7 separate regions of the Homo sapiens genome follow, and all the other regions are linked to region 1. The links are chromatin loops, found by intact Hi-C in ENCODE. Cell type or tissue: chondrocyte. All regions are shown on one strand. Region 1 holds the start of WNT5A (Wnt family member 5A). Region 2 overlaps CACNA2D3 (calcium voltage-gated channel auxiliary subunit alpha2delta 3). Region 3 overlaps ERC2 (ELKS/RAB6-interacting/CAST family member 2). Region 4 has its middle 26 kb from the start of ERC2. Region 5 overlaps ERC2 (ELKS/RAB6-interacting/CAST family member 2). Region 6 overlaps LOC124906243 (a long non-coding RNA gene). Region 7 overlaps CACNA2D3 (calcium voltage-gated channel auxiliary subunit alpha2delta 3).

Region 1 (4,000 bases):
ACATACATCGGCTCTGTAGGGTAAAACATCCCCGCCTGTTTACCAAGAGATCAGATCCGAAAAGACAGTATGAAATGAGACCTCTGGGGAGACTGTCAACCCCAGGGGTAAAACAAAAATTCTGATCAGAAACTGAGTTTCCCAAAGAAGGGGCTAAATGTTTTCCAACACTTTCGGGGCTCAGGGAAGATGACTCTGTAAGGACACTGAGAATCTTCCTCGCGTGCCACGGGGAGGAGGACTGGGGGCGTTTGAGGGGCTCAGCGCACCAGAGGAGTGAGGTGGAGGAGGGCGTTCCCGCGTCCTCCTCTTCAATCCAGAGCAGCTCAACGACGTGGCTCCCTTTCTATGTATCCCTCAAAGCCTTCGCGTCGGATTAAAGGTGTTCTTGATCCTTCTTTACCAACCACGGTGCGGGCCAGGCGTGATGAGGGATGAGGGAGAGGAAACCTCAGTAGCAAAATTGTTCAGAGGACGTTCGGAGGGCGCGGGGAGCAGCCGGATGCACACCTAAAGTCTCGCAACACCCAACTCCTCCTCCGCAGGCAGTCCCTTAAGAGAATAGATAAAAAGGCCAAGCAAAGATCCTCTCCCCTCGGCCCCGGGGCACTGCCACATTCAGTCTAGGCATCCCCTTCTGCTAGACTCTCTACGTTTAGGCCCCAAGTTTCTGGGAGTGAAACGATGAGGGACGCCAAATAGGCGGAAGAAGCCCATTTGACCCAGGCTTATGGCAGCGAAGGGGAGGATGGGAAACTCCAAAAAGAATCTCCACTCTTGGTGGAAAAAGAAAGCTGTTTTCCCCACTCTGATCTCTCCCTAAAGCAAGGAGAGAGATGCAGAAACTAGCAGGAGAGCACTCAGTTGCAGCCAAAAACTTGGGACGTCCTGCCCTGGAGAATGCGGGGAGCGGCGCGAGGAGCTAAAGAATGGGCCGGCCCAGGCGGGTAGGAGGTCCGCTTTAGGGGAGCAGACAAAGGAGCCACTACTCCCTAAGCCTCACGCCTGGGCGCAAGGGTTGTGTCCACAGCAATATGTGTGTTGGCGCGCGCGGAGCGGGGTAGGGGAGGAGGGAATTGCCAGATAGAGAAGGCGGAGGTTACACCTTGAGCCAGAATCAGTATGACAAAAGAGAGCCGCCCAGGCCTCAACACTGACAGCAGGTTCCAGGTTCGGGTATAGAGAGGCCCCAGGGGAAGAACGGTCTGGCCTGGTTCTCCTCTGTTTCCTGCCCCCTCGTCCATCCCTTAGACTGGGCTTTCCAGGCCCCAGGATACACACACACACACACACACACACACACACACACACACACACACACACCACTCACACCTTCTCACATAGGATGTCTAGCCCTCTCGGCAGAGGATCAACTTTGTCCAGAGGTGGAGCAGAGTCCTTGGACAGAGGAAGAAAATGAAATGATAGTCCAACCCCCACTCTTTAAAGGTAGTTTCTCTCCCACTTTTTAATAGACGATTAAAGTGAGGCGAAAAGCGGGAAAGCAACACTTGTTCTCGATCATAGAGAGTTGGGAGGCAGCTGAGGCCAGACCCGAGGCCTCCTAGGGCGACACTCTCCTTCCCAAGCCCAGAAGAAGAGGTACCAACCCTGTGTCCAGCTGGCCGAGTCCCATTTGCTGGGCTGGACCCGTGGCCCCTTCCGTATTGCAGCGGCCGGCGGCGCAGCGAAACTGGTCCTCTGGGGGCCTCCGAGGGCCCCTGCTGGGAGAGTGGGGTCTGGTGGTCGGGAGGGATGAAGGGAGCAGGGGTGGGAGGGAGAGGGGAGCAGCTGCCCGCCCGCCCGCCCCAAGGAACCGAGGCTCGCAGGAGTCCTACCTCAAGGCGGCCAACAGGGGGCAGCCGGCACCGCACCGCGGGGAAGAAAAGGCCGCGGGGATGGCTCCGAGTTCTGCGCGCATAGTGCTAACCCCTTGAGCACCGGAGCGCACGGGGGAGGGGAGGAGAAGACAGGGGACTCTTGGGCCGGGCCTCCTGGGGAGGGTCTTCCGTTGAGAGGGTCGGGGGGTGGAGGAGACGAAGGCTACTACGTCCTGGACCCGAGAACAACTCCCCTACACACACAAACACACACGCACACACACGCAGCCAAGGATCCACACACTCGGACACACACACATTTGTCGGCCCGCGGTTCGCTGCGCACTCTCCGCATTGCCCCCTCGAAACTCCCCTGGCAGAGTCTGTCTAGAAACTAAATCTGGCTGGTTCGGCAGTGAATGTGCGAAGGTGGCTGGGGGGAGGGCAGGGGCTGAGGAGGTGCGACCTCACCGCAAGGCCCAAGTTACTTCCAAACAGCGAATTACCCATTTAAAGAGAGAAGAGAGAAAAGAGAGGCGAGAGAGGAGAAGGGGCCTCGATACCAGACAGGGATTAGAAAGTCAAACAGGGCCGTGGGGTCTCCAGACTTGAAGTTTTTTGTTGTTGTTTTTTTTAACTTTTTGGGGGGAAGAGGGGTTATTTGCTTCCAGGAAACATCTTAATTTCAATTCTAACCTTATTTTCTAAGAAACTTAAAATGGGAAAGACCAGAAAAATGGAAATAGGAATCGAAGCTTGGAGGACAGATAAGAAAAATTGTTTAGAAAATAAAAACTTATGTTGCAGGAAGAAACGTTAACTTTTCGTAAAAGTGAACTCTCAGTGACCCTCGGAGTGTGTGATTCGGCTTTAACATACAACTGACAATTAAAACAAACAAGAGTTCGCAAACTGGCCCCCGCCTGCTCTCCCAAAGCGGAGGCCCAAGTGTTTTCTAAAGGACAAGGCGGACTCCGCTCAGGGGGCCGGGGAGCGCTGTCCCGGAGTACGGGATTACAGCCACTACCACCACAACTCCCCGCCCCCACCACTGCTGCAAAGTGCCTGAGCTCACCCAGTGGCGGCTAATAATGCTAATAACGCGACCCCGCTCCCCGCGCCGGGGTGCGCGCTGGCCCCCCGCCAGGCACTCTTAAAGGCAAAGGGGCCTGAAGCGCTCGAGTTACTCGGCCAAGGCAAGCCTACAATCTGGCCTCCGTCGGTGCGGGGGGGTGTCGGGGAAGGTGTACGCCGCTCTGGAGTAGTTGGCCCCTAGTTCCTCTGCGGGTTCTCTCAACCAAGGAGTCCCTTTCCCCATCCCGAGCCCCGGCCACACACCGTCCCGGTGCCCGCGCAGTGGGCGCTTGGTAAATATTTGTTGAATTGAATCATTATCCTGTTACTGAAATATACATAGTAAATTACACTCGATGTTCTCAGAGCAAAAGGAAAGTCGTCAGTGAACCGCACTCAGTTTGTCTACTATCGCTCTTCCCCACTTTTTCTCAAAAATCAAAATTGTTTGCAGAACGGGTGGTGCGACCAGAAGTGATCTCCTGGGACACTGAGGCAGTGCGCCCGGCGTGGAGGGCGAAGGGGTAGGGGTTCCTGCCAGCGACGCTGGAGTTCCAGCTTCTTCAGGCGGTTGGGGAAATGGAGGGATAGGAAGAGGCGAAGGGAACTCAGTTAACTTCCAACAGGGGGTGGGGGGAAGTAAAGAAAAAAAGTGGCAGCGCACTGAACACCTACCTTCATGGCGAGGGGGAGGGGGCGCGGGGAGGAAGTCGCCACCCGAGCGAGCGCAGCCGAGGAATCCGAGCGGAGCGACCGGGTTAAGCCTGGGGGGACGGTCAGGAGCAGGGCTGCGGAGTCCTCCGGCGCGCGTCCGGCGGGCGCAGTGAACCGGAGCTGAAGCGGGCACTGGCGCCCGGGCCTGGACTCCCGAGTTGGGGCAGAGCTGGGATGCGCCCAGGAATGGAGGGGGCGCGGACGCGCGCGAGCCGGCAGCAAGGGCAGGGCCTGGTCGGGGCGCAACTAGGGAGCCGCCGGTCCGGCGAGGGCGCGCAGGCAACTGTTCCACGGAGAGGCGCTCCGTTTCCAACGTCCATCAGCGACGGCGGTAATTAGGGCTTTCCAACCCCAAATGTGGGCGTGATTGTGCAAAAGACCTTACGACAAAT
Region 2 (4,000 bases), 1.1 Mb before region 1:
TGGTTGGAGACAGCTGGTAGACACATTATTATTTTATTCTGAAGGCACAGGATATTTGCAAAGTTTACTTCAGGCACCAAACACTAATTTGAAATATATATATGTTTAAGAATGCCATAAAATAGCAGTAATTTTTATAGCTCTAAGTTATGTTGTTGTTCTTTAGCCTTCCGTCTTTGTTATAAACTGCACTTTAGAGATGTGTCATAATATTTGCCTTTCCACTCCTTTTAATGGGTTGGGATATTTTGGAATCAATTACACAGTGCTTTTGTTTCTCACATTAAATTTACCACCAGTTATTCCCTTAAATATTTTGAATACTGAAAATAATTTCTTAGGTGACATTAATTATGATGCACCTCCCTACTGAGCTATTCTTCCCTGGCAATATTAATGATAGTGTTTCAGCATTCCTGACTGGCTCTGTCATTAATCCTTCATAAATACCAGCCCCAATTAGTGTGCACAAGTGAAATCAGTTGAGCAGTGAAATGTGTGTGCCACAAATAGAGGATAGATGCTGTGTCTGTCCCTTGAGGAACAACTGAACTTGTCAGCTGTCAAATCTGAATTCTTAATAGTTCTTGTGTAAAAATGCATTCTTTGATTTTTTTTTTCATTTTACAAAGTAATTTGTAACCACAGTTGGTGGTGATGTCTGTTTGTAAAGTCTTATCCTTTGATTTCTTTGCATTCTGTTAAATCAGAAAATCCTTTCTAGATTCAAAGATAATATGCTGTTAATGTGTCTGCTTGTACTGTTTCTACCTTTGTGTCTTCCTTGACCCTTCCTTGTTTTTCTTTCTCTTCTCTCTCCTTCTCTCTTCCTTCCCTTCTTTCTCCCTCCCTTCCTCTCTCTTCTACCCACCATTCTTTCCTTTCTTTATGTTCTGCGTACCCTTTCTGTGTTTTGGACTGCATTACCAGAAGGCAGGAACGAGACTGTTTACTTGAGTATGTTTACTTGGGCGTGAACTGGGATGCCCTCTGCCTGGTCATTTGGTGTTGTAGAGTGCCAGAAAGCCCTGCACATGTAGGTTATCTGTGCGTATCTGTTGATGAATAAAATTTTTCATAAAACACAATTTTTGAAATGTGTTAACAGAGAGCAGTATTTAAATTAGCAAACATCTCGGACACATGTGCTTCTTCTCCTTGGGTCTCCCATCCAGAAAATGGCCGTTCATTTGGTTAAGATGTGCCGGGAGGGCCTCAGCATCATGCTTGGTGTGCACTCCCAGTTAGGGACCCAGGATTATTTATTTTCAAATTAAGATACTTTTAAAAATGAAAGAGGAGGTATTGATGATTACTCGGACAAGAGCTGGAAGCCAGAACTACCCTAGGCAAATGGTAGGATCTCCAGATACAATATAGGACACACAGTTAAATCTTAAATGTAAATTTAACTGTGCCTCCTGTATTTTTATTTGCTGAATCTGGCAACCTTATTTGTAGTCATAAACACATGAGCCATGCTCCCTGCCAGTGCGGAGCGTCTAGTCTAGTAAGCATAACTCCAGGTTACTGTCCTCAGGCACTATGCTGATGATCTAACATGTCACAACAGGATTCACAGGTTAATAACATCCCCAAGGTCAGACAGGTAGGACATGGTATGGGGAACAAGGGATCAGGACCTGGACCAGAAATCCAGCTGCCTACAAAGCCCTTGTTTTCTCTGTGATACCCTCCTCCCTGACCAGCATTGTGGCAGCAAGGAGCTTCTTTTGCGGGCTTTTAAGAGATTCTGCAGGGAAGTTAAGAGCCCTCAACATGATTTCTCCACTGCTAGATTTTCCAGGCAGCAGGAGGCAACCAGCTGTTTTCACTGTATCAAACCCAAAACATGTCAGGCAGAAAAAATGTCAAGTCATTTTGAAAAATGTCTGAAGCATAATGTGCTTGACAGGGGTGAAATAGCATTGGCCATAGTCACGTAATTACTACCTCAGTGTTTGTTTACCATGCAGCCCTTTCTTCTTCCACTTGAATTAAATCAATCTGAGCAACAATGTGGCTTTATAAAACCCAGGGCTCGGCTGCACACAACAGTTAGACTTTCTCAGGTTCTTCGTAAGCGTGAAACTTGCCAGGTTGACTAAGCAACTTAACAGTTTCTTCCATGTTCATATCTTTAGACTAAACTCAGACAGACTTATTGAATTAAAGTAAATGAAGGTCACCTATTTTTTTCTGCAAACAATAAATGTTAAGATAGGATGAGGCACTGGGGGCCGAGATCTGATTTGAATTTAAGCTGCAGCCAGACACCATAATGTGACCATCCACTAGATGTCGCTGATGATTCGCACCAGTGCAGCTGCAAGTCCATTTATGGATGTTAAAAAAAGTCTTTAAAAATGTTGGGCCAGAGTTAAAAAATCTGGAACTTTGATATATTTCTTTTTTTTTTTTTCACCTTTTACTTTTAAATATCTTCTTTGTGTCCACCCAAATGGGCCTTATTTCTGCTATCAACGATCTCTTTCTACCTTTCAAAATTTAGCAAAAAACAAATTAAAGAGGGTAACAAAAATCTGCCTTATTTAAACCATCTCACTCTTTGTGTATGTTGCCTTTCTTCCAATATTTTTGTGAAACTCCTCAGATGTCATTTCCTTGATGCATTGGGTTAGTCTGTATTAACATAATTTATCTAGTTACTGTAGTGTTCCTACATCCGATGAAGTTGATTTTCCTTTTTACAGATTTATGCTTGATTTATTGTGAGGAAGGAAAAATCTGTCTTACCATTGGGGCTTTGCCCTTGACACTAGTAGAGATCAGATGCCTGTTGTAGCCCAAGGAGGGTGAATCTTTGGTCAGCCCTTATGGCTTAAAGACCCAAGCTGGTGGGATGTACCTGGAGGAAGATGCGATGGTTTGGGATGGGGATTATAAAGCCAGCCCTCTCTGGTATATGGAATAAATTCTCAGTTGGGCAACAACAAAAGCAGAAAGACTGGCAGCTGCTATAGATTTCCACTCTTAATGAGCTACATTTTTTTCCCCCAGAGCATGGCTAATATGGGATAGGATCCTCAAATTTAAAAAAGGAATGTTAAAAGGGAGCAAGATTAGCTTTAATCAACTAAAAAAAAATCATAAAACTAAATTGCAGAAAAACTTGAGACCCATGGAAAGTTCTCTTGTAAATATTATAATGGCAAGCAGTTTTTTTCCTTTCCTTTCCATTTCTTTTCTCCTTGTTTCCTTTATTTCTTTCTTTCTTCTCTCGTAATTTTCAAATGGCAAACCACCTGATTTGGGGAGGAGGGACTGGGTAGGTGAGTGTGTCTGTGATTGTGAATTTCGGCTAGATCCTGTTTTCACAGGAGAATGCTGGTATTTGTAGTACCCTCTTTAAGAGTGGTCATAAGCTTCTCAGCTGTGGCTGAGGAGCCGTTCAGTGAGAGTTGAAAAGACTGGTAGATTTCCTAGGGGTTATATCATGATGGTGCTCTGTAGACAACTGGACTGCGAATAGCACTTTGCCAGACTCTACTCAAGTCCCATGCCTACCCTTGGTACCCAGCAATATGAAGCCCCCTAAAATGTGAAGTACTTGTCTTTTGCCACAGATTTTTCTCGGATGTTGGAATAGCATTCACTTGAGGTAATTTCTGTTTCATTTTATTTTTGAGGTAATTTTTAAATAGCCTTCTATGGATTTCATTATACTGCAGAAAATTTAACATCCGTGAAATAAGAATAACGTAATCATAAGAGGGTTAGATTTCCCAGTCATTGGGAAGAAAAGGCTCTAATTCCCTGATGATAATCTGACAATCTGTTTAGAGCAATAGGGAATGAATGCCCTATAAATGTGTACTTGACTATATTGGAGATGGAAATTGGAAAAAATGCAGCATCAAAACACAAAACACTTTCTGAGTTCCACCATAGTATGAATTAATCATATTTAATGCTAATTATGTCCTTGCTGCGCAACTACTTTCTATGTAAATTGTGGGAAAATGTGAAAACATTTACA
Region 3 (4,000 bases), 240 kb after region 1:
CTTGGCCTCCCAAAGTGTTGGGATTACAGGTGTGAGCCACCGCACCCAGCTAACAGGGTTCTTTGAAGACAATGTTTGCTCATTCTGTTCTATTTGTTTTTCTTCACAGATAAATGAGTACCTGGCTCCCAAAAAAGCAGAAGAGGGGACCCTATGTTTGAACACTGCCACTCAAGTTCTTTCTTCCTTGGTCAGTGAACAAGTCATGTAGATCCTAGTTTATGTTGAGAGATTGTCACCAGAGATGGTATGGGACCACCATTCCTTGAAGCACAGTGCTACCCTGTGGGGAAGAATAAGATAGCCCCATCTTTCCACCTCACAACTAAGATCAGCATCTTGTACATTTCTTTAATCCTTAGGGGTTTTAAAGACCTTGCCCCAGAGAAGATGCTTCAAGATAATGCTTCTCTGTGAGTTAGGTAGGAAACAATGTACCCATTTTATAGGAAGGTAAGTTGACCTGCTCAGCATCATACAACTAGTGAGTGGAGGTGAGTCAATGAGCAATCTTTGGAGCTTTCCTTCTTCACTGTTGCCTTTGAAATCTAGAATCCCCCAATATTTCCTGATGGGGAAAATGGCAATTGTATCTTGATGGGAAAGCAAATGGGCAGAGTGCTGCCTTTACGTGCAGATTAGCTGAGTGTGTGTCCTGGCCCAACCACTTATCAGCTCTGTGACTTGGTTTCCCCATCTGCAAAGTGGGCATAATGATGGTACTGCCTCTTCAAGTTTTTGTGGGGACTATAATAAAACAAAGGCACAACACTGTGCCTAGTATACCATTTCTTGAAGAAGTGTTAGCTGTGTTAATGTTCTACTGAACAATGCATCTTCTCTACTCAACTGTAGGCTCTGCAAAAGCGAATCCTGCCAATTGCCTGTGCATCCTCAAAGGCCTTGTCATAGATCAAGTACTTAACGTACTATGTGTGAATGCACTGGAATAATCTCAGACAATCAAAACTACAAGGGCTTAGAGGTCTGTTAGCTTCTCTCTTTTACTTTACAGATGGGGGAACTGAGCCTGTGAGAGAGAAGCAAAATGAGCTGCCCAAGGTTTCTCAGTGCATTGGGACCAGAGCTGGGCTAGAACTCTTGGGTCCATTCTCAGACCCTGAACCTTCTACTGCCTGCCAGGGCTCCCCTGGGGAGGTGGGTTGCCTTGCTTTGTTTAAACTTTTAACATTACACTTTAAGGTGGCCTTTGCATCAGACATCTCAGCGAGCATTAGACCCCCAAACCAGGAAGACTGACAACAGAAACTCTGCCTGGCTTTGTGATCCACATACCTCCTTCCTACCCCAGCACCCTAAGTGGCTTCATCACACCCAAGGTGGCCCAGAGCCACCTTTCTGGTTGGCTTCTGAGCTGTGTTTGTAATTCTAGGAGTGCTGGGCCATGAGAAAGAGGAAATAAGCCAGCTGCAAGATAATCAGTTAATTGTAGTTTCTGGGGCGTAAGAACAGCCTTGGATTTAGACCTTCTGAGTTGCCATTCTTGTGGGTTTTCACTGTTTTCTGGGATGACCACCTCTCTATCTGATCTAAAGTTATAGTCTTTTTGCCCAATTCCATTCCCAGGCTGTGTCAAAGATCATTTGAATGAAGATTTTTTGGTTGTGCCCAACGGGGTCATGTCTCAGTGGCTATATCAGGGCAGAGATAAGAGAATGGGGTTGGGTTGTTGTATGCATATTAAAAAAAAATAATAATGTCATCTAAACACTAGTGTTGTGGGGTTCTGGCTCCCCCACCTTGTCAACTTAGCAACTGCACGTGGGGAGCTGGCCCAGAGGAACAGATTCCAACTTTCCTGGCTGCAGTTTGTCCTCACTGAGGTCTCCCCTCCATGCACAGGGCTTCCACATGGCTCACCCCCCACTTGGCTGGAAAACTCTAGTGCTTTCCCGGGCAGGGTATCTGTGGAACACCCTATTCAAAATCAGCTCCCCAAATCCCTCATAGAGCATCATCTTTGGTTTTTCCCATAGTATTTATTATCGTGCAACATGCCCTACATTTGATGTCTTTATTTTGTTTCTTGTTTCTTCACTGGAATAGTTGGGGCAGGGAATTGTCTGTTTTGTTCACTGTTGTGTCTCCGGTGTCCAGATAGTATCTGGAACGTAGTACATGCTCAACAAATATTTGCTGGATAAACTGCCTACTTCTTTCCATGCCCACCTAAGTTTTGAAAATCTCTCTCTGCCTCTTGTTGTCTCTGTTTACTGATCACTTGCACTTCCTGTAGTAGGATTCTGCCCCAAATCTATGAGTGGCATGTTTTCAGAATGTAGCCTGAAAAATTTAACACGAACAGTTGACATTTATTTAAATATTTACGAATGTCAAGTCCACTGTAGGAGACGGCCATTTCTTAATGCTCTAAAATCTTAAAACTACCCACAAGTCTAATAATTCAACTCTTGGGCATTAATCCTAAAGAAAATAACATAAAAAATAAAAGACTTATGTACTAAGATGTTCATCACAGTGTGATTATAAAAGTGAAAAGCTAGAAACAAATCAAAATCCCCAAAACAGAATGGTAAAATTAATGACTGCAAAATGATGGAAATCATAAACCAAGAAATATGTTTTCGAAGGCTTTTAAGGACATGGGAAAATGCACAAAATATTAAATGTTTAAAAGGCTAAACAAACTTTATTATGTAGTATGTCATGTCTTTGTTCAAATATATATGTAGACAATGGAATGTAGGAAACTATAAATCTTAGTGACAGTTATTTCTGAGTAGTGGGATTATGGGTAACTTTAGTTTTTTATTTACATTTTTTGAAGTTTCTATTATGAGCAAATATTATTTCTATGATAAAAGATGTATCTCTATGCTTTCAACTATGGAAAAGCTCATTTACATAGAAAGAATGCTACAAAATCAAATCCTTATTACCTTTTAATCTAGTGCATTATTAAGGGGTAACATTGAAAAAAAACAATAAACAAGGGAGATTCTGGAACTTTTAGTGTGTTGCAGAGAATCAAAAGAAGAAAGTGACATCTTCCCCAAAAGAATATAAAGTTGAGAAAGATTAAAGGCAAACTACTGGAAATTTTAAATTCCAAGTCTGATAAATGTCTTCCTGTAATCATGAGAGGAGAGGGTGAAAAATCCTTTTCCTTAATTTTCAGGAAAAAAATCCTGATACTATTATTTGAAAAAGCTGAAAAAGAAGAAGTTCTGAAGCCAGGAAAGGACAGACCTGGTGTGCACCACAATGGTGATCAATGACAAAATCAATATCACTTTAACACAGCTTTTCAAGGGGCAGTATGAAGCAAAAAGGAAGTGAAAAGGGGCTTTTCTTTCATTTTGAAATCCAGCATCAGGAGGACACAAGGGCAGGAAGTGGGATCTTTTTTCAATGTATTTGAAATGATAAGGTGAAGACAGGCTGAAAGGACTTTTAATTATATGATGAGAGGAAGGAACGGAGGGAGAGAGAGAAAGGGACCAGGAAAAACCTGGTTTTATATGTTAAATGATGAAAAAGAAAATGTAAAACTAAAGAGAAAAAGGCTTTCCAACAGATACCTTGAGAATGAAACACAAAGGCTGCAGGAGGTAAGTGCCAACATTTCTTGCAAGAAAACCAAAATGACAGCACACTTGATTGAGCCTGCAGCCTTCTCCCCTAGTGGCAACCGGTGATGTCTGGTGATGCAGGAAGAGATAAGTCGCCCTTCCCAGCCTGCACATGGTGGCCTCAGGTCATGGCGGGAGCCAGCAGGGGCCAGGCGAGAAGGGTCAGGAGGGGTGGGGAGTGGTTGCTCAGGGTCACAGAATAAAGCCTTCTTTATTCTGCTTTTTAGCCTCAAGTTTACAGGGGCTAAGACCTAACTGAAGTATTGCACCAATTCAGGGATAGCTCCTGGGAAGAGCATGGAAAAGCTTCAATGTGAGTCCCATTTGGGCTCTGGTTCCACCCCTTACCAGCTGTGGCATCTCTGCATAGTTCCTGAACCCAAGTT
Region 4 (4,000 bases), 1.0 Mb after region 1:
ATCTAGTGGTGTTAAATATAAAACGGAAAGGAATAAAAATTTAAAAGGATACAGACACAGGGAATAGTAATATTCCCTGCCTCAATATTTTGGTTTACACAGTTCCTTTTTATCTTTTTAAAAGTATAAATAGTACATGCCTATTGTATGATACAAATGTGTACCAAACAGTGAAAAGGCCCTCCACTTTCCCCTGGTAGATCAGTCTTTCAATAAAACCTAATGTTAATACTTTAGTGTATGGCCTTCTAGATTCTTCTGTGCATACATCTACAAATGTATTTGCCTCAATAGATTATACTATGCATACCATTCTCTGCCCTATATTTTTTAATCCAACAAAATATTGTGGATATGTTTCCTTGCCTATTCATATAAATCAATGTTCTGAATGACTGCATAGTAATTGCTGAACCACAACTTATCTCCTACTGATAACATTTACATTGGTTCTAATTTTTTTACCATAACATCAGTGGTATAATTTCTGCATGATTGTAATAAAAAGATGCTTCATATTTATTTATACTTCTTTAAGTTAAATTTCTAACATAGTTTTGCCGGGTCAAAAAGAATACCCAGGTCAGACACAGTGGCTCACACCTGTAATCTCAGCACTTTGGGAGACAGAGGTGAGAGGATCACTTGAGCCCAGGAGTTTGAGACCAGCCTGGGCAACATGGCAAGACCCCATATCTTAAAAAAAAAAAAAATGGCTGGGTGTGGTGGCACATGCCTGTAGTCCCAGCTGCTTGGGAAACTGAGATGGGAGGATTCCTTGAACCCAGGAGGTCAAGGCTGCAGTGAGCTGTGATTGCACCACTGCACTCCAGCCTGGGTGACAAAGTGAGGCTCTGTATTAAAAAAAAAAAAACAAGAATACCTATTGATATTTTGATAGATTCTGCCAAATTGCCCTCTAAAAGGTTGCAACAATTAAAACCCTCAGGAGTAATATACATCCATACTTATTTGCCCAATCCTTCAGAAAATTTGGGCAACGTAGATAATTTTCATTTTTATAGATTTCTTATTTTTACATTTGAATGTATAATCTTTTATAAAATAGTAAGATGAAGAGATGAAGGGCCTTGCTATTGTTTACAAACTATGTGACAACAGACTTTAAAGTTTAGGTTTTTTAAGTTAATTCAGGCAATAAATCTTTAAAACAAAAAAAAAAATCTCAGGCCAGGTGCAGTGGATCATGCCTGTAATCCCAGCACTTTGGGAGGCTGAGGAAGGAGGATCACTTGAGGCCAGTAGTTTGAGGCCAGCCTGGGAAACACAGTGAGACCCCATTTCTATAAAAAAGATTTTAAAGATTAGCCAAGTATGGTGATGCATGCCTGTAGTCTTAGCCACCCAGGAGGCTGAGGCAGGAGGATAGCTTGAGCCTAGGAGTTGGAGGCTGCAGTAAACTGTGATTGTGCTACTGGACTCCAGCCTGGGTGACAGAGTGGGACCTTGTATCTTAAAAAAAAGAAGTTAAAAACAAACAATAAAAAACATATTATCTTCTCTTCCTAGACCACATCCTTTCGCAACCATTTGAGAACTAGGTAAAAATTATCAGTCTCTATTGCTAGCTGAAGCTTTCACCTTGACTGGGCTTCCACCATCACCAGGTTTGATTGCAAAGTGTCATTTCTTTTCTTGGGTGAGAAGCATATCAAAATACTATCACTTGCTTACCCTGCCCCGACATGCTAGGTTTGATTCATGTTGGAATAATAGAAAGGACTAAAGAATTCAGAGCAGTTCTGTACTCTCGCCTGACACCTAACACCAATCGGTTTCCAGCCCACAGAGCTGTGCAGTGGAATCTCCAAGGCACATTCTAGATTCCCTAGTGTCACTCCAGTGAGCAACCTTTCTACACACTTCAGCACCTGGACAGCTCTCTTGGCACCACCTCTAGAGGGCATGGTAAGCCGCTTTGTTGAGCCCTCTAGTGGTTGCTTTAGTTATTGCACAACTGTTTTTAAAATTTCAGGTGTACCTCGGAGATATTGCAGGTTGGGTTCCAGACAACCACAGTAAAGCTAGTATCAGAATAGCTCTGGTTCTGCAGTGCATATAAAAGTTATATTTGCACTGTACTGTAGTCTATTAAGCGTGCAATAACATTAGGTCAAAAAACAATGTACTGACTTGGCAAAGTGGCTCACACCTGTAATTCCAGCACTTTGGGAGACAAGGGTGGGAGGATCACTTGAGCCCAGGACTTTGACACTACTCTGGGCAACACAGTGAGAACTCATTTCTTTAAAAAAAAAAAAAAGATTAAAAATTAGCTGGACATGGTGCTGTGCATTTGTAGTCCCAGCTGCTCAGGAGGCTGAGGTAGGGGGATCACTTGAGCCTGGGAGATTGAGGCTGCAGTGAGCTATGATCATGCCACTGCATTCCTTCCTGGGCAACAGAGTGAGACCTTGTCTCCGGAAAAATGTACATACCTTAATTTAAAATATTTTATTGCTAAAAAATTGCTAATGATCATCTGAGCCTTTAGCAAGTCATAATATCTTTGCTGGTGAAGGTTCTTGCCTCAGTGTGGATGGCTGCTGACAGATCAGGGTGGGGGTTGCTGAAAGTTGGAGTGGCTGTGGAAATTTCTTTAAAAAAGACAACAATGAACTTTGTTGCATTGATTGATTTTTCCTTTCATGAAAGATTTATCTGTAGCATGTGATGCTGTTTGATAGCATTTTACCTACAGTAAACTTCTTTCAAAATTAAAGTTAATCCCCTCCAACCCTGCTGCTGCTTTATCAAATAAGTTTATGTAACATTCTAAATCCTTTTGTTGTCACTGCAACAATGTTCACAGCATCTTTGCCAGGAGTAGATTCCATCTCAAGAAACAAGTTTTTTTGCTCATCCATAAGAATCAACTCCTAAACCATTCAAGTTTTATCATGAGATTGCAGCAATTCAGTCAGACCTTCAGGCTCCACTTCTAATTCTAGTTCTCTTGCTAATTCCACCACATCTGCAATAACTTCCTCCATGGAAGTCTTAAACCCCTCAATGTCATTCACGAGGGCTGGAGTGAACTTCTTTCGAATTCCTGTTCATGTTGCTATTTTGGCCTCCTTCCATGAATCATAAATGTTCTTAATGACATCTAGAATCCTTTCCAGAGGATTTTCCATTTATTTTGCCCAGATCCATTGGAGAAATCATTATCTATGGCAACTATAGCTTTATGGAATGGATTTCTACAAATAATAAGGTTTGAAAGTCAAAATTACTCCTGGATCCATGGGCTACAGAATGGATATTGTATTATTAGCAGGCAGGAAAACATTAATCCCTTTGTACGTCTCTGTTGGGATTCACTCAGGATGGTGGCAGAAATATTAAAGGGAAATATTAGGGAAAGTTATAGGGAATAGTCACAAACCTCTCTGGAAGGCTGAAAGGTTACATAGCTTGTAATAATTGAACAGGCTGAAGGCTGCCGGTTCTTACCTTAGAGCATTAAGTCATAGGTTAAATACTAGGGACAATAGAGGCTTCCCCAGTTAAGTCTGTTTACCCTACCTCCATTAACTAACCTTTGAGCCAGATGGCCCTGGGGGGGTGGCGGGAGAGGTCTACCAGGAAAATTGCCCCCAATGGTATTTACTTTAGACCACAGTACCTGAGCTTTAATCATTCGTAGAACTACTCTCTTAACCATGTTAATTATCCACAAGTGTGTTGACTCAAAGCTTCCATTGTTAATTCTACACTAAATAAATGCCTGGAGTGCGAACCGTTCAGGGCAACACCTGCCATTCTTTACAGGACTCTTCTTGGAGTCTGTGAGTGGCCTCGGACCCTCAGCTGGACTGGCAAAGCAGAATATCTGTGTGTCAGTGTATGTTTATTCATCCGTCACCAAATCAGGGGTCTGCAGGAACAGACCCTCTGCAGCTAGTGCTCCCAAGAAAGGAGCGCTGCCTCACATCTCCATCACAGCTCATGGGTAACCAGATGCTTTGTGAATGAG
Region 5 (4,000 bases), 560 kb after region 1:
ATTTCCACTCTACCGTTGAGTCCTTCCAGTGAGGTTTTCCACTTCTTAAATGAACTTGTAATCACTCATTCAATCAATTTTATGATAATTGCTTTACAGCTTTTGTCAGATAATTCTATTATCTGATTCATGTCAGCTGTCTTTTTCTCATCAAAATTGTGATTTTTCTTGTATGACAGGTTTCTTGGTATAATGGGTTATTTTCTTGGTATGACAGGTGATTTTCTATTGTATCTTGGACATTTTAGATATATGTTTAAGAGGTGGGGTTTTTTTCCTATTTACATTCTATGTATATCTTTTACCTAATAGGAAGTCATCTGTTTTGGTTTAGCATAGTAGTTCAGTCTGACCAAAGGAGTGGAAGAGTCTCCTCCCCGGGTCACTGATATCACTGCTAGGGGCAGAGAGGCTCTACCAGCAGTTTGGGGCTGGTGATAGATTGAGCTACCCTGGCTCTGCTGATGAAGCTGCTGTAGGCATCCTGCGCTCACCACTTCTGGCAGATGTAAGACAGGAAAATGGGTTGGCTTACTGAGGGCTTGGCTGGCAACATTTCTGGGCAGACTGGGCCATTACTAAATCCCAGTTGGGCTTCTCCTGTTCCACTCCTTTGGCCAGAGAAAGCAGGCATTCCCTTCCCCTTTCTTCCTTCCTTCCACCTTTCCTCTCTCACTTTCTCCTTCTTCCTTTCCCTCTTTCATTCCTTCCCTCCACCAATTCTTGCTGGCAATTCAGGGCTGCAGGGCTCTCCAGTGCCCAGTAAGATATATATGGGAGATGGGAAGAAAAGTCAGGAAACTCACCATGATGCCGTTCTTCAAGTCCTCAGGTCCCTAGCCAATCCACTTTCTTCTTTACTACCTGTCAAAGTCCTTTTATGATTGCCTGTCGTACTATTTTCAGGTACTCAATTGTATTTGGAGGGAAGGAACAAGTATTAGTGACTTTATGACACCCTGTTGCAGAAATGGAAGCCACTAAATACTTTTTAAAAACAGATTATTTTTCACTTACTCTTTGAAAATACCATCAATGATTTAAAGTGAAAAGAAGCAAAGTAACTTGATTAAGGTGACCCAGCAAATTAGCGGCAAAGTGAGGTTCACACTCAGACAGACTCAAGAAGCCCCAGCTCCTGCTTCAGGCTCCACACAACTACCCCAGGAGTCTTTTAGAGAAGGAACTCTCAGCCCCCTTCCTGCACCTGCACATATAGTTATACATTCCCACGAGATGAAGGAGGGAAAAGAACTAGTTTCTAACTGGGGAATTTAGTTGTTTGCAAAACCTGATCTTCCATTTCAGATTCATTCCCAAATGACATAAAGCTACATGGGAAATAAATTCAAACACATTCAAGCCAACTCACTGTGTTGGTAAATATTCTGTTGGCTGAAATGCCAAACACAAAGCGAAGAAGAGGAGCTTCCTAATACCACTAAGATCTGCATTCCTATCGTGGGGCTGGCACATAGGAGGTTCTCAGTAAATATTCCTCAACTGAAAACAAAGTGAACCAGCCGTTTAAAACACTGGATAAGGCTTGGCTCATATACCTCCTACCAAACAGTGTCCCTGAGAACAACCAACCACATCATGACACCCTGTGGAATATTTGAGATACTGCACTATACAAGCTCTACCAAAGCCCAAATTCAAATGGACGGGTGAAAGCAGAAAATAAGACCGCTCCCCAAAGTGCATAATCAATGTTTAAAGGTCTAGAATGCTCTTTTATCGTCAGCAGTCTGACTTCAATGAATAAGGTACTCTAAAATAAAAGTAGCGGCTTCCCAATTCTCGGTGCTTAACTGAATTTCAGATCATTTATACAATTCATTTTCTCTTAAAACTAATTTTAAAATGTGGTCGAAACCCCTAACCAAGACAACATGTTTCCAAATGGTAAGGAATTTTGTGTAATTTTTCCTTTAGACATAAAATGAACAGGCAGCAAATTTAAAACATCCCCAAATTGTCCTAAAACGGAACATCCTGAAAAAGTCCAATGATGGAATGGCAGGCAAAATCCAAAGGAGCTTCTAGAAATATTTTATGATTTCAAAATATTAATAAGTGATTACTGTAGGCAAGATCTTCATGGTTTGCTAACCGTGGCTAAACGTATTGAGAGGATGGCAGAGCGGCCAAGAGGTCTGGAGCCCGCAAAATGAAAAAAACTCCTAATATAGTGTAAAGTCATTTCTGCTGGATATCGTGATAGTCAGAAAGAAGATTTATTTTTGTTTGTTTTCCATATAAAAACCTGAAGACCTATCAAATTTAGTATGTAAAATATTCTAGTTTTTCAACATTTTGTACTCCCCAAATAAAATAAAAAGCAGAGTGTACACAAGGGGATCATTGTGTGTGGCAAAAGTACATTTGCACACATTGAACAGAAAATGATTAAGAATTTTTTATGGCACTAATTTTATTGGAAAGTCATAGCTATATATGTTATATAGCGTTGGGATCAAGTTTCAACCATGCATATACCTTTCATTTGTAATGGACTTCTTTATTTATTCAAATAGTGTCTGACATCAGAAAAATTGGACTGCTTATCGGAAACACAAGACACTCAGAAAAAAAAAGAGGAATTAAAAAGGAAGCAATAGGACAAGTAAAAAAAAATCTTTTAAAATCTTTAAACTCTCATGAAAACCACATGCAAATGACTGATTCTGAGAAATATATCACAGATCTTCCACAGATTTTCGTTAATACATTTTCTTTTAATACTCATACGTTCATTTTCTACCCTCTAACTCTATTCTAAACTTATAAGTTAGTTGACAAGATAGTACCTGCCTTTCATGGTTGCTTTGTTACTGTTTAATTCCTCATCTACAATTCAATTGCAACTAACTTTAAAATTCAAACACATCATCTAATCTTTGACTATTTAAATAATGTATATTTTAGTAATTAAGATTTGTCAGTAAGATCACTTAAAAAAAATCATTAAACTCTTCAGGATAAAAGTCTTTTCTTGTCCACACACTGTCAATAAACAAAGTGCTAATCTTGTCACTTTCTTGGCCACTGTCTCAGGAATGCTTCTTAAGTACTCAAAGGATTAAATTAAATCTCACCTGCAGACAGGCTTTACAATTCGGCTGAAAACCTAGTTCTCAAAGTAAAATTACTTTCATTATCTTAAGTTAAAACCAAATATTCTGTCCTCTGGGATTTGCAGGAAAAAGAACAGCATCAAAGAAAACAATTCACTTCAAGAGAGTTTGTTCTTCAAGACTCTGTCTGAAAGAATTATTTAAGGGAGAATTCGTTTTGGGAAACATTTTTTCAAGGTCATTCTAAGACAGCTATAAAACTGTGCTATTTAAATTACTTCAAGTTGATGCCTTTTCACAATTTTGACTGTGTTCTTGGGGTTTTAGGATTTTTTTTTCAAGAATTATTTATGTATAGTCCTTGTTTTGAATTCTAAATTTGGTTATGATCTTTTACTTTTTTAAGAGATTATGTAACTTTATGAGCTGAACATTTGAAACCTATGGAGGGAATAAAATGAAGAGATTTATTTCCTTTGAGTTCAAAAATGAAATAATAGAATAAACTAAATTTGAGATTAAAAGTATGTATTCATTTGGGGGGAAAATTGTAGCACTTCAGTACTCAAGAAACTATTTTCCAACTTAAAGTACTCTATCTATGCTCTTTAATTTAATTTAAGAAATAATAGGATAAAATACTCATATTGCAGAAAATTTCCTCTTAAGAAGAGATAGCATTTCAAAAAATCCCTCCACAATGTTGTTATAAGAGTCACCGGGGGCAGGATTAGGACGCGGTTCATTTTTGGACTCTTGCATCTACTTCCTAAATAAACAAATCCTAACTCTCGCTCCCCAAATCAAATACAAACCCAGAGGAAGGACAGGGAGATGAACTACCAGACTGAAAAATAGAAACATTATGTCAAAGCACCCTACATCGTTATTTGCAGACAATTTATTTTGTTATTGCTTAG
Region 6 (4,000 bases), 320 kb before region 1:
TAAGCTATTGCAACAGCCTCTTGATTGCTGATGATGACAGCAATGGCTAATATTTATAAGACTGTACCATGCCGAGGAACAGTGCTGAGCAGCCTGTGCACATCCACAGTCCTGTGAGTGAACCACTGCTGTGAGCCCTTCTTTCTAGTGGGGAGACTGTGGTCCAGAGGGTGAAATGTTTTTCTCAGGTCACACCATGTGCACAAAGTATAGCCATGACTCAAATACATTTCAGAGTCAATGCCTGAGCTTCTATTCCCAAGGCATATTGTCTCCCAATATAAATAACAAAATCCGAATCTTTCAGCCTGACCATCAAAACTCTGCAGAATATGGTCTTCTCCAACCTCCTCAACTTTATCTTCCAGTTTATTCCTTTAGTCTACTCTAGGCTACTACTGTTGCAAAAGATGATCCCTTTATCTACATTGTTTACCTCCTCTTCACATCGACATTTGAGGTTCATCTCAAAACACATATCCTCCAAGAAGACTTCACAGATATTCCCACTCAGAATCAGTCTCTCCCCATGTGCCTTGCATGTAGTTTGTTTCGGCACTGGAGCAATGATTTGCTGCATGGTAGTTACTTGAGTGTACATATATTCATCTCACCTGTTCATGTCTTGAATACAGGGCCCATGTGTTACACCTCTCTGTTATATTCATGCCCCCACCTCCCCACCATGCCAGTAGTGCCTGGCATGTGACGAGCCTTCAATACATTTTGGTAGAACTGAAGAGCAAGCTTGGGTATGGTTGGGGGTTGGATTATTAATAGTGTTTCCAAGTGGGAAGTGAGACTGTCACCCTGGCCAGTCTATTCCTGAGTTACCACAGATCCCAAAAGGTCTTTAGGCTTAATCATTCACAGAACACAGCCGGTATTAGGAGCAAGGCTCTCTTCCAATTAATAACTGAAGTCCAGTGTTCAACTTCCACAAAGCATTTACTCTATAATTGGTATTAATTCCTTCAGAAGTAATTTCCACTGTTCTTCAGCTCCCATCACCAACTAAACTTGAGTATCAATGGTGGTAAAAATAACAACGACAAAAGCTAACATTTACCAAACTTTACATTTATAAATCTCCATTTGATCTTCGAAACCACTTAATGCAGTAGAGACTACTATCATTCCCTTTTTCTGAATGAAAAGATTGAGGTTCAGAGGGGCTGAGGAACTTCCCAAGATCACTAAGCCAATAGGAAGTGATGAAGCCGGATGCAATCTGACACCCACACTCTTAACCACTGAGCCTCACCATCTCTCTAGAGGCCTGAAGTTAATAAATTTCAGTTTCCTCTCCTCTCCCCACATGACCAGAAGACTTGAGACACAGAAGCCTTGGTGCAGTGCTGCTGAGTGTTACCCCCCCCCCGCTTTGTTTTTGCTTGCCTGTGCACGGCCAGTTTTACAGCCGGGCTGCTTATGTGAAGACGTCCACTCACATCCTGGTCATCATTAATCCCCTCATTAAGCAACCCATGAGGAAGAAGCAGTGGGAACGGCCGTGGCTCTGCACAGGTTGGGCTCTGTTGGAGATGGGACGTGAAATCTTTGCACGCCACTGGCCATGAGTCATTGGAAGACTGAGCTGTGTCCCAGAGAGGATGACAGGAAACCGCAGGCTCTGGCTTCACTCTTGCGGTGACAGTCTTTGAGAGGCTGGATGACCATGGTGGTTCAGCTGTTCCCCGATGGCTGCCTCCCTACCAGTGCTGGGCTGTGTTTTTCTTGGCCAGTTGGAATGTGGAATGCTTCCTAGCTCAGTCAGTGCTGTGGAAGGAGACAAATCTACTTCCCAAGTCTCCACCCCCCTGCTCCAGCTACTACAATCATTTTGTACAACTCCTTCCTGCTGTTTGGAGACATATTTATGGGCAGTTGGGACACAGGGACTCTTCTCCTTGGCAACAGCTTCCCACCAAGCCAAGCAAACTTTGAAGTGGTCTTGGTTCCTGAGTGAGCAGAACATCTATCGTCCAGCAACATATGCCCTTTTGTTTGGCTCCCAGTTTCATGACCTCTGTGATATAAGATGGGACCTTCAACAACAAGCCCAAACAGGAGTCTCTCATTCTTGTGTTGACAAAACTTCTTTCTTGATTCATTTCTGTCCCACTTCATGCATGGATCACACTCACCATCTGAAAAATCTAGTATTCTGCCTTTTTCATTAAGAAAAAGAAAAGGTTTCATCATGCATTTAGCTGTTAGTATGTACATTGCACTGTGTGATGCCCAAAGAAGGGCAAAACACAGCCCTGATCATCTAGAACCTAGGGGAGACTTAAACAAATATGTGAAAAGCTGGAGAGAATTGCATTACTGTAAGAATGGCTGGAGTTTGGCCTTTAACCAAGTCCTGAATACAAGTCTTGTTTCTGCTGCTGAATAACTGGATGTCTCCTTATTCGCATCCATAAAACAGATGAACAAGCACCTCTGCCTCTCAGGGTTGCTTGTGAAGACTAAATGAGACAATGTCCTATCAAGCACTTGTCAGAGTCTCTCACATGTAATTAACACTCCGTACGTGGAAGCTGTGATTACTTCTCATATTTAGGATGTGGGGGTATGTACAGGGCATTGTCTACTTTATAAATGTCTCTTCTTCCAAAATGGAACTGGACAAAGTCAAGACAGAAAACAGTTTCAGATATCCATTCAAAGCAAGGATAGGTACTTAGCACTGAAGCAAAATCTTTGCTGAGATATCTATAGGAATTGGTAAATGTAAATCATTCAGGGGGTCTTTTTAAAACGTGGCCTGAGTTTATCCCCTTTTGGGTCAAAGACAGATGTCAGAAAGCTTCTTCTTTACCCAGCTTTGCAACCTCCCATCTGCCTTCAATTAGGCAAGCGGTCAGCCTCTCCACATTTAGGGTACACCAAGGCAAGGCCCTGAGTTACACTCTTGTCGCAAACCCACTAGGAATGACTTCACAGCTGGACACGGTTTGTCCCACAGAAATTCCAGACACAACATTGCCCAAAGCATTTAGGCCTTGCAGACCACGACATTATATTTTAACATGTCACTCATAATCCTGATTCTTCCTCTCTCCCTATCTGGAAACTCACGTTTGCCTCTCAGATTGCATCCTCTATGCTTTGAAAACACTGAGTGATAACCACACTGACTCATCTGTTCTGAGAGGAGGCTTGCTCTGGCCAGGCCAATTTGAACTCTGAGCCACAGGCCCTGACTTCTGAACCTTCTCTAATGAGTCTGTTTTGTGCCTTACATATTTTTACCCAAAGATAAGATCTGTTCTCATTTTCTCTAGATCTATTTATGCATCCCTAATAAGCAAGTTGTTATAAAAAAGCAAGTTTAGATGTAGTCTAAACACTTGAATGTGTAGCAGCTGCAAGATTACCTGTTTGAAGTCTGTTGATGAGACTTCTCCCAGGGAGGACATAGCAAAGGGAAAGGCATTCAAATCATGAGAAGAACATAGAGGTGGGGTTTTTGGTTTTAGTTTTGGTTTTATTCCAAGCCAAAAGACTAAGCTCAGAGAGCATAATATCTCCATTCCTCAAGGTCATGGCCAGGCCCAGATGTTTTTTGCTTTGTCCAACATTTGTAGGCTCCTCATTTCTGGCAGTAGGTGCATACAGTATAGACTTGACTTCCTTTGAATTTCCTGCCATTAATAAGGCCCAGGGTCAATATAAAATATGTATTGAATATCTAGTCACATTTTTTCAGGCAGCATTAAAATTCTTCTCTATGGAACATAATGTTTGATGTACTTGGAAAAGGCTACTTTGTTTTATAATATGTACCTCTGAGGAAGTCAAATATTTTTATTCCTTGATTCCTTCCCTCCCTCCCTTCCTTCCTTTCTTCCTTCCTTCCTTCCTTCCTTCCTTCTTTCCTTCTACTCTTCTATCCTTTCATCTATTCATTCATTTCTCCATTAACACATTTTTTCACATTTATGTCAAGTATCTACTGTGGGCCAAGCAGTGAGCTAAGTATTAGAGATAA
Region 7 (4,000 bases), 630 kb before region 1:
GAAACTCTGCCTATTCTAGCCATGTAGGTTCACCCCTACGCCATCTAGACTTCCGCAGACAAACTGTCATGGAGGCCAGTGGGTGGAAAGCAGTAGCCACACTAGGTGAACCTGAGCACTTAGGTCATCTAAATCAGAATGTTTTGATGCCAAAGCCATTTCTGTTGTTCTGGAAAACTCAGATGAACTCTTGAACGAGTTTAAGTTTTCCTAACCCAAGAGTCCTCGCACCTCCGCTGGAATTTAATATTGCTGTTTCCACCACCAGCTCTCCACAGCCTGGGTTCCAGGATGGCACTCGCCTTTCCCTGTGTCACTCTGGACTGTCCTTGCCCCATTCCAAACATGGATTCTGCTTCTTTGTTCTTGTGGATTCCTGGGCAGTGCACGTTTGTTAGTGGTTATAGATGGGTCCTCATGAAAGGTTATTAAATCCATGGATTGATACATGGACATGCTAATCAGTGTAAATGTTCTCACACTTTAGTCCTCTTGTATGGAACTAAGTGGACATCCCCCATGGACACATGTGAATATGTGTTAAATGCTAACTAGACAGTGCACATCAAACATCAGTTTAAATAAGGGTTTAAAAAGGTAGGAGCACTTCTAGAATCCAGCTGACTTAGTTCAAGCAATAGGCCATAGGAAGAGATTCTGTATAATTCCAAAGAATTTAGATGTGAAAGTCAAATGGAATTTTTCTTAACTATGCAATTCCGCAACTGAGGAAATAGCAGGTCCTTTCGTCCGTTCCTCAGAAACCGCAAGCTCCTTCCTGCTCCAAATTCTCATGCTCAACTCTTCTTTACCTGAAATCTTGTCCCAGGTACACCTTTTACTGGCATTTTCTCATCCTCCACTTCTTAGCTCAGATGTCACCTCAGAGAAGCATCGCTGCGCCCACCCAGAGAAGCCATACTCCTCCATCACTCTCCATCACATCCCCTGCTTTAGTTTTCTTGAATCACCACTCTTGGAAAACGTCTATTGTTTAACTTCTCCCCTGTGGTCCTTTGTGAATAGCTGGGAGTTTGCTACTACACAGAGCGGGTAGTCAGTAAATATTTGGTGAATGATCTGCAGGATGTTTGAGTGATGCTGATGGTTGGATATCTGAGTACCAGTTTCTTACAATAAATGAGAAGAGCAGGTGACACACGTTCATTCACCAAACATTTGTTGAGTCCTTGCTACGTCGGGTGCAGAAACAGAAATGTGGTTGGTTAAGCTCCCTTTTCTTTTCATCCCTCCCTATCCCCTCCTGCTTGCCTGCAAGCATTCATCAGATGTCCTTAAGTCCAGCACTATGCTATTTAATGGAGACATAGAAGCAGGTAGAAGGAGGTCTCTGCCCACAAGAAGCTCATCACACAAAGCAAGGGTTCCCTGGTGGTAAGAGGGACCAAGAAGAACTATGGGCTCACAGACAAAGTCTCTGCTTTTCCTTAGAGGAAGGGTGCCCTGAGATGCAGAAGGGCTTCCCAGAGGAGGTGGGGGAGGACTGCACTCAGCAGATACTCTACAGTCTCCCCAGGATCACTGACCTCAGGCCTGACTTCTCTGTCTCATCTCAGGACCATGCATTCTGCCGGCCACAGCCTATGGGGGTGGGGGGATGGGGAGTTGGGCCTAGCATTGTTCACGGAACTTTCGGTGGTCCCCAAATGCAGGGATCTGTTGCCAGCCTCCTGGACCCCCGCTCTCAGGCTGCTGCTGAACTGAAAGAGACTGTCCAGTAGGTGGCGCGCGGGCACCGCCGAGTACCCGGTCCCCATGCAGAGCCAGCCCCTGCCAGTGCACATTCTCAGAACAGAGCCCGGGCGACTGCAACCTAGGCCTGGTCTGAGTCCATTTCGTTTAGTTTCAAAGAAAGAATTAACAGAGGCTTAGTAAGTGTATCTGCTCAGAGGAGAGCGTTCTCTGAGAAAAAATAAACAAGACTGTGTGACCCCACGTAGCGAGCCTGTTCTTTTGGAAATACATCATTTGGTTTGAAAAAAAGAAAGAAAAAGAAAACAGAGCCTTGTGTGCTTTCTTCCTGACGGAATTGGTGAGGGCACCGTCCTCACTGCCTGGTCTGGGCACGAGTGGACAGATTGCAGCGTTGAGGGGAGGGCTTACAACTCAAGTCAGTGGGTGCCTGGGTTTCTGTTGGGTGGGAGCTACGCCCTTTCTGCAAACCTTGAGAACCCACAGCTCCTGTGACTGGGTGTGTGCTTGGACACTCAAGGGATTGATGGGGTCTGGAATCAATCCCACAGGTATTTTTTTTATTATGGACAGTGTGCTTATGAATCCCCTTTGGGTGCCAGGCGCCGCAGCACCCAGGCTACCAGGAATCACAACACTGCCCTCACCACGGGTCTCGGGCCAGGCCTTGTGCTGAGAGCCCTGGGTGCCTTGCCTGGGTCAGTTCTCATTGCCTCGTGCGTGGAGTGCTCACCACAGAGGGGTTGACTGTGTGTGAAGATTCTCTATATATAATGATTTAAAAAATTAAATTAATAAATAACTACATATTTGAAGGGCAAAAAAGATATTCCCTGATGCTTAGGCCAAGGAATGTGTCAAGCAAAAAGTAAATTCGGGTCAGTCTTCAGAAGAAAAACCAAGAAGACAGCTATAGATAATTACCCACCTCTGTGAGCCCATAGTTCTTCTGGGTCCCTCTTGCCAGCAAGGAACCCCTGCTTTGTAGGACAGTGTATTTTCTTCATAAAATTAAGCTTATTCAACTGAAAGAATGTTCTTTAATCCTGAAGCTGTGTCCTCAGGTTATTTGACAAAATGCCAGGTTGGGCTGCAGAGCCTCTGTCAGCCTCTCCAGACAGCATCCCCCTGGCCCTAGGATGCCCACCTGTATGGAACACAGCAGTGACCCCTCTGATCTGGGCTGCGACTCTGGGTCTGCTGAGTGGGGGACACTCACAGGAAATGGAGAGAGGGGAGGGGAGTCAGGCTGTGTGTTCACCCGTGTCCTCTGGGACTGGCTGCACCCCCTCTAAAGCTTCATAAGCCTACTAGTCTCCGGGCTCCGGCACCTGCTTCTCCCTCTGACCCTTCATGCAGATGGGTGGGTGCGCCCCACTGTTTCTAACTTCAGGGTGCTGCACCATTTCCTGTCATTTCCTACACCCTGCCCAGGCCTTTCCAAGAGCCTCTTTACTAAATCCTCCTTAATTTGCCAGCTCATGTATACCACGTGCTTCCTGCTGTGGCCCTGAGTGATACGAAGGTGAGAATACATGGAAGGTTTGTCTTTTATAGTCATTACTCTGCCAGGAAAGAAAGAGAGAAAGAAGAAAGGAAATATGGAAGAATGCAAAGAAAAGTGAAGGAGGGAGAGAGGAAGGAAGAAAGAGATGGAGGGAAGGAAAAAGAAAAAGGAAGAATGAGAGACCCTCTGTCCTTTATTGATTGATTCATTCATTATTTATCTATCTCCCATTGTAGTGGGAGTGGAGAATTTCCATATTCCCTTCCAATAAGCTCCCCCTTCTGCTCAAGTGATTAAGAATTGTTATCTGTTGCTGGCAACCAGAGCAGCCTGACTGATCCAACCATGAATCCCAAAGTCTGGGAACCACTGCTGGGTGTGGCTCTGACCCCTGCTCTCAAGGAGCTCACAGTCTGACACCACCTCCTGCTGCCCTGTCACCCCTCCTTTGTAAAACTTTAGTCCTCTCAGCCTCCCCTTCCCCCACAGAGGGGTCTGTCCCCATTCCTCAAGTCTTCTTGCATGGACCTTTGAGTCTGGGCTCCCCACGACATTGTAGAAATATCATGACACATCTGCTCCTCTGTGCTGCAAGTAGCATGAAGACACTGATGAGACTGTGTTTTGTTCAGCTTTGTATATCCAGGGCCTGGTGAGGTACTTGGCAAAGGAGGTGGAATGACAAATAAATGACGAGAGAAAACCCATGTGTAGGAAATCGAGCACACAATGAAACAATATGTTATCAAGCACCACGGTTGAGAGTACTGACAAGAAGGA

The links. A loop is a pair of places that touch in the nucleus more often than their neighbours do. Peaks named below come from ENCODE experiments on the same cell type or tissue, not always from the same donor. Only the 100,000 strongest peaks of a DNase experiment are listed, where the experiment ranks them.
Region 2: it touches region 1 in a loop (4-fold over the local background); 3 of 110 quality-filtered maps call a loop at or near these places.
Region 3: it touches region 1 in a loop (5-fold over the local background); 47 of 110 quality-filtered maps call a loop at or near these places.
Region 4: it touches region 1 in a loop (21-fold over the local background); 6 of 110 quality-filtered maps call a loop at or near these places.
Region 5: it touches region 1 in a loop (6-fold over the local background); 51 of 110 quality-filtered maps call a loop at or near these places.
Region 6: it touches region 1 in a loop (5-fold over the local background); 2 of 110 quality-filtered maps call a loop at or near these places.
Region 7: it touches region 1 in a loop (3-fold over the local background); 25 of 110 quality-filtered maps call a loop at or near these places.

Annotation. Positions count from the first base shown.
Region 1 is chr3:55,483,411-55,487,410 of GRCh38, forward strand. WNT5A (Wnt family member 5A) reads right to left here and starts at 3,896. Exons shown (of 5, transcript NM_003392.7): 1 at 3,570-3,896. The coding sequence starts at 3,575. In chondrocyte, CTCF peaks have their summits at 1,856 (motif pointing right) and 2,063; DNase peaks (open chromatin) are centred at 1,027, 1,916, 3,082, 3,799 and 1 weaker place.
Region 2 is chr3:54,426,172-54,430,171 of GRCh38, forward strand. All of the region lies in intron 4 of CACNA2D3 (calcium voltage-gated channel auxiliary subunit alpha2delta 3), which reads left to right. Among named protein-coding and RNA genes, the nearest start is that of ESRG, 210 kb to the right of the region's middle. In chondrocyte, CTCF peaks have their summits at 2,289 (motif pointing right) and 2,499; no DNase peak of the experiment used is centred here.
Region 3 is chr3:55,720,534-55,724,533 of GRCh38, forward strand. All of the region lies in intron 15 of ERC2 (ELKS/RAB6-interacting/CAST family member 2), which reads right to left. Among named protein-coding and RNA genes, the nearest start is that of ERC2-IT1, 63 kb to the left of the region's middle. In chondrocyte, CTCF peaks have their summits at 303, 1,758 and 1,957; no DNase peak of the experiment used is centred here.
Region 4 is chr3:56,492,957-56,496,956 of GRCh38, forward strand. No RefSeq gene overlaps it. Among named protein-coding and RNA genes, the nearest start is that of ERC2, 26 kb to the left of the region's middle. In chondrocyte, CTCF peaks have their summits at 1,966 (motif pointing left) and 2,166; no DNase peak of the experiment used is centred here.
Region 5 is chr3:56,040,934-56,044,933 of GRCh38, forward strand. The region is part of intron 7 of ERC2 (ELKS/RAB6-interacting/CAST family member 2); the gene reads right to left. Among named protein-coding and RNA genes, the nearest start is that of MIR3938, 190 kb to the left of the region's middle. In chondrocyte, CTCF peaks have their summits at 1,617 and 1,824; no DNase peak of the experiment used is centred here.
Region 6 is chr3:55,159,091-55,163,090 of GRCh38, forward strand. The region is part of intron 2 of LOC124906243 (a long non-coding RNA gene); the gene reads right to left. Among named protein-coding and RNA genes, the nearest start is that of LINC02017, 17 kb to the right of the region's middle. RefSeq lists an enhancer at 1,083-2,282. In chondrocyte, no CTCF peak of the experiment used is centred here; a DNase peak (open chromatin) is centred at 1,644.
Region 7 is chr3:54,852,260-54,856,259 of GRCh38, forward strand. All of the region lies in intron 17 of CACNA2D3 (calcium voltage-gated channel auxiliary subunit alpha2delta 3), which reads left to right. Among named protein-coding and RNA genes, the nearest start is that of CACNA2D3-AS1, 47 kb to the right of the region's middle. In chondrocyte, a CTCF peak has its summit at 1,725 (motif pointing right); a DNase peak (open chromatin) is centred at 1,742.